Linked DNA regions of Homo sapiens: region 1 is linked to region 2. The links are chromatin loops, found by intact Hi-C in ENCODE. Cell type or tissue: gastrocnemius medialis. All regions are shown on one strand. Each heading gives the region's core, and the rest is flanking DNA. Links, peaks and the distances in the headings are about the cores only.

Region 1 (2,805 bases), core at 261-2,760, 61 kb after region 2:
CTAGTCTATACCCGAAAACATATTCATGGGTGGAGTGAAGGAAATTATTTCTGGTCCTTCCTTCACTCTGCTTCCCTATTGGAGACCCAGGGATGGGGAGACCCAGGGCTGGAGATGGAGGGAAATCCATGTGATTTCACTTCATTTGGTGTGGAGGGTGGTGAGGTTGCAAGTGTCTTGAGTAACAACCTTTGCCTCACTCTGCAGCTAAAGAATAATTGTTCAGGTGACTCAAACTTCAGGGACTGAAAGGTCAGGGTGTCAGGAGGATTGGTAATCTTGTTGGAAACAAAGTAAGATCTGTAGGACCTCCAGCCAATATTGACTATTCTGCTTCTCAACTGCTTGTAGCACTGAGTAACTGTACAATGTATATGGGCACTTATATTAAATCGTGGCTTTTTTATTACCTGCTTCGTGTTTTCCCAGTGATTTCATATGTATAAATCATGTCTCTCTAAAGGAAAGGTCTGTGACACGACTTTGGATAAACTTCCCCCTTACCCTCATCCCAGATCTAGAACAAATCCAGGCACGTAACATGTACTGAACAGTGTTGAAGTTAAATGTTGAAACACAGTTGATAACTACAAGAAATTTGGGACATGAATATGAATTGTTTTTTCCCAGGAATAGTAAGGTGGCAGAAAGCAGACTTGCATGAAAATGAGCTCAATCCAAATCCAAATGAGCTAACTCCTTTTAAGGAAACTCACTCCTTTGCAGTATGTAGTCAAATATTTCAGGTACAGGATTTTTTAAAAACAACTTCTGTGTTATTGACTTGTCTTATGAACTTCTGTATCCTATCGTCCCATGTGATAGATGTAAGATGTGTGACATCTTATCCTGTGGCATGCTGAGCACCGACAGCCTCTGAAGCCCACACTCAACCAGGACACACATGCTCCCTGCTCTTGGGGTTGACCTGGGGTTTATGGAGTCAGTGTGCTTGCTCACAAACCTCTTTATGCCAATTGCACTGGTTATCAGAATTATGTAATTTAATGAAATAGTACCAAATATTTCATAAACTAATTAAATATGACTACATAAAGGTCACTGCTTCTTTGAAAGTTCACTATTTTGGAAAAGACTCAAAATTAGTCACTACAGAAGCATTTCTGTCAATGTAAATGTGTTATGATAACTATAAAAGGCGAGGGGGAATATTATAAAATCTAAGAGGATTCTACTCTTCATAAGCATCTTCAGCTCCGCTGGACTTCAAAGAAACTAGACTGGAAATCAGACCTTGTTATTGGAGTGAGTTGTAAAAGAAAGTCTACATGGAATTCCAATGGGTAGATCCTTATTCAGAGAACTATTTGTGCCTCATCACAGGTAGACCGGCATGTTTTGCCACAATAGCTGCGAGTTCAAAATGTTGTAAGGTCTTGTTTATGTTTATGTATTTTTTTATGTATTGTTTTCAAAAGGATTTTCTGCTTTAATCAGCTTTTACCATTAATTGCCTTAGGCCTGATTATGTCAGATGAGAGGATTTGGCCGTATAAACTAACAGCAACACCTAAAAAAGGAAAAGTTTTTCCTTTGTATTAAAAGCCTTTTTTAAAATTCCATTTCCTACTATTAGCAAGATCTGGAATAGGTTTATTAGCACTAAATATTATACTTTGGTTATGTATAGAAAATGGAATGTGTGCAATCATGTTGATGAAGTACCTTCCCCTATTGTGACATATTCTTTCCCTTTCCAAATGGCAGTGTTAGATGAGATTTCTTATGGATAAAGAAAACAATACCCGGAACAATTTTGAGTCAAAATGACAATCGGAAATATGACAAGGAGAAAATAAACCTTTTTCACATCTGTTGTTTTAGTCTTTGTTTCTTCTCAAGGTTATTTCCCTCTTTACCACAGAAGAAATAGTTGAAATATTAATGCTACAGGCTTGGGGCACAGTGGCTGCTGTCTCAGCCTCGCACCACATGCAACTCCCCTGAAGACGTTCCTTCCACCCACGATTGGACTGGAAGGATCCAGGACCAGGGTTTGTCTCCTGGGCTTAAAATGCTATCAAGTAAATGTCTCAAAAATAATGCTTTCCTCACCCTACATTCTCTTCTCCTTCATTCCTGTTTTTATTAAGTAGAGGAATGTTTAGAATCCAGGACTGCATGTTAATGAGTTGGAGGTGAGGTGCTTTTGGAATTCTCCAGTGTTAACTTTGGAATCCAGCACCCTTTGGGATGAGAGTGTGGTGGGTGAGCCTTTATGGTTAGCAGCCCAGCAACCCTCACGAAAAATGAAGGCCACAGGGGCTCTGCTTCGATGGTTACAGCTAGCAGCTGAAGCAGGTCTTTTCTGGTAGTGTAGTGGCTCTGAAGCATTTGGCCGGAGGTTGGAATGAGATTTTGGTATAGAGAGAGGCCTCAAACTTTTGTACCTCTGTGCTTTATCTCCACTGTAATTTTTATTTCTTTGTACATTTTTGGTATGACCACTTGATATTGCAGCGAACGCTGCACTTGCCTTCTTAATCTAGCTTCGATCTTTTCAAAGAAATGAAAATTTTGATGGTCATATCGTGGGCATACACTTACAGATAAGAATTAAGACGTATGATAGACATGAGAAGTCTGCATTTTATGAGGTTAGCTAGAGAAAATAAATTTTTTGGTCCCTGAAAAGTGATCCTGTTTCCAGACACCAGAAAAATGTTCAGAGGGCCAACTGGCTCTGATAACTAAATCTCATCATGAAGAGAAAGGAACTAAAGAATTGTGGGGTAAGGAATGGAATCTAGGACTTAAAAAAATAAGGTTTGAAGTCGTTAAGAC
Region 2 (2,805 bases), core at 125-2,624:
GCCAATAGCTGGGAGCTCCTTGGGTGTCTCTCTTCATATGTCAATGGTCTCTCCCCAGGGTCTCTCTAGTATGGTGTCCTCAGGGTAGGTGGACTTCTTATGTGGCAGCTCCAGGCTCCAAAGTGAGAGGTCCAGGTGGGTGCTGCTCTCCCTATCTAGCCACATGCTCTGGCTGTACTCTACTTGTTAGAAGTGAATCACCAGGGCTGGCCCTCATTCAAGGGCAAGGGGGAATTAGATATCATTGTTTTATGGAAGAATTGCCAAAGAATTTGTGAACTTAAAAAAAACCTTCATATTTGGTAAAATTCACTTTTATTTTTGGTGCACAGTCCTATGAGTTTTCATATATGCATAAGTTTTTGTGACTGCCACCACTAACAGGACACAGAACAATTCCAGGAACCTAAAGAATTATCTCGGGCCACCCTTTTGTAGTTGTGCATTCTCAGAGGCCACTGATCTGTTTTCTTTCCCTGTAGTTTTGCTTTTTCCGGAATGCTATATGAATAGAATCATTTCGTGTGTAGCCTTTTGAGACTGGCTTCTTCACTCTGCACAGTGCCCTTCAGATCCAAGTTGTTGGGTGCTTCAGGAGTTCCTGCCTTTTGATTGCAGAGCAGTTTCCCCTGGTATGGATATCCCACAGTTTGTTCATCCATTCACTCACTGAAAGACACCTGGGTTGTTTCTGGTTTTTGGTGATTATGAATAAAGCTGCTCTAAACATTTGCATAGAGATTTTGTGTGAACCTAAGTTTTCATTTTTCTGTGATAAATACCTAGATTCTTTATTCAGCAGATAATTACCTGGCTCTCTCCTTAGCAGGGCAGTCAGGAGGTTTCTTATTTGGCAAGTTATCCTTTGTCCGAATAATTTGTCTTTTTTTTTTTTTTGAGACAGAGTTGCACTCTGTTGCCCAGGCTGGAGTGCGGTGGCATGATCATGGTCACTGCAGCCTCGACCTCCTAGGCTCAAGTGATCCTCCAGCCTCAGTCTCCTGAGTAGCTGGGGCTACAGGCATGAGCCACTGCACCTGGCCTGTCAGAAGAATTTGTCATTCGAGTTTCTGAACTTCAGAATGTAAGCACTTTTTAAAACACTGCCCACAAAAAAGATCATTCATTTAGATATCTTGTTTGTTCTTAATTCTTATGCCTCCCAAAGCCCTGTTATGGATGAATTGTGAGGCAAAGTACTGGCGTCCCCTGCCTCATGGCCTCATCATCCTGGGCTCTGACGTCACCCTGGCTCAAAACCCTCATTTCACAACTTTACACAGGGACAACGCCTATGACAGAGCTGTGTGAGAATCACTTCTCAATCCCCATGGGATACAAATCACCAGCCATTTTATCAATTAGCAAAATGGTGTAAACAAGCAAAGCAGCAAGTGGCACTAGAGAAATTAGAGTGTGAAAGGTGCACTTTGATCATTGCACACAGAGGTGATGTGAGCAGTAATGGAGGAATGCAGCCGAGTACATGTGGCTTTCTCTGTCACATCAGAGAATAGAGCTTTAGAGGAGGAGGTGGTAGGAACAATGGGAGGGGAACAGATATTTAAGAAGTTCAGGGGCTAGAGTATTAGATGTTTGGTTTTTGAATGAGTTTTATCTTCTCTTTGCTGAGGGCAAGTAAGGGTCCTAAAGTTGCCAAGGCCTCCAGATGGCCCTCCAAGGAGCCCCCTCATCAGGGCATCTTATACTTTCAATGCGTGCAGCCTGGGGACCTGCCTCAAATGAAAAACCAGAGTCTATCTTTCAGCTCTGTTTCTATTCTGCCTCCTTGTCTAGGGATCCTGACTTTCCTTAGAATATTAGAGTACATTAGGTCAAGGCCTAAGTGGGGGAGATCTATGTGGTTCTCCAAGTGCCTTTAAAAATCGAGGATGTTAGCACTTGCATTCCTGAGGAACACACAAGGAAGTTAAATGTGCAATCATGCTTGACGTCCGAGGAAGTCTTTCACTGACTCACAGAGCAGAACTCTGTGAGTTCTGATTCTAAGTCAAGTTCTCTGCAGAGCACTTGGAAATCAGAAAAGAATAAAGCATGGGCCTCGTCTCCAGGAACTGATAGGCCATGATGGTGTCAGGCTGGCCTGGTCTCAGCCTACTCTCCTAATAGGCATCACTTTATTTCTATGAAAAATGCACTCAGAGTTCCACATAGTCGATTCATATTGAACTTTTGAAAGATACCTGTGCATAATGTGGGGACTGTGCTTTTGCAGGAAATTGTGACTGGCTTATGTTTAGTGAGTTTCATTAGAAACTAGTTTACATGGAGATGTTTAGGGCATTGACCTCAGTCTCTCTTCATTTCCAGGCCTTTCCTGGCCTCAGCCTGCCTCCTTGGCCACCCAAGAGCTCTGGATCCCAGATTTGCTCCCTGTGACCAAAGTCTTTCCCCTCTGATATGACACCCTCACCCCGAGACTCTTGATTCTCTTATTCCACCCAGTGTACAGAAGTTTTTATCAGGTTCCCTTTTGGATGAAACTGGGGGGCTCCTGCAGAGGGCATGTGGGGGTTAAGGGGTCCTGGGGGGCTCTGGAACATCTTGAGATTTTGAATATTGCTTGTAACATTAGAGTTTGTGAACAGTGCTTTGGTGAAAGGCCTGGCCTCACAGCAGCAATGAGGGAGCACTTAGATCAAAGCCCAGAACCTGTGTGCTCACATGCCCACCATGTGAATTCCTCTGGCAGCCTGCCTTGCACCAGGCTGGGGGAGAGGACCCCAGATCTGCGATGTCCTAGTGAACCCCAGCAGTGCCGAGTACTCAAGCAGACACCCCATT

Evidence for each region. Hi-C counts contacts between places; a loop is a spot of excess contacts. Peaks named below come from ENCODE experiments on the same cell type or tissue, not always from the same donor. Only the 100,000 strongest peaks of a DNase experiment are listed, where the experiment ranks them.
Region 1: it touches region 2 in a loop (2.2-fold over the local background); 5 of 110 quality-filtered maps call a loop at or near these places.

Annotation. Positions count from the first base shown.
Region 1 is chr18:36,373,433-36,376,237 of GRCh38, forward strand. The region is part of intron 3 of FHOD3 (formin homology 2 domain containing 3); the gene reads left to right. Among named protein-coding and RNA genes, the nearest start is that of FHOD3, 77 kb to the left of the region's middle. In gastrocnemius medialis, for the core only: no CTCF peak of the experiment used is centred there; no DNase peak of the experiment used is centred there.
Region 2 is chr18:36,313,005-36,315,809 of GRCh38, forward strand. The region is part of intron 1 of FHOD3 (formin homology 2 domain containing 3); the gene reads left to right. Among named protein-coding and RNA genes, the nearest start is that of FHOD3, 17 kb to the left of the region's middle. In gastrocnemius medialis, for the core only: no CTCF peak of the experiment used is centred there; a DNase peak (open chromatin) is centred at 1,247.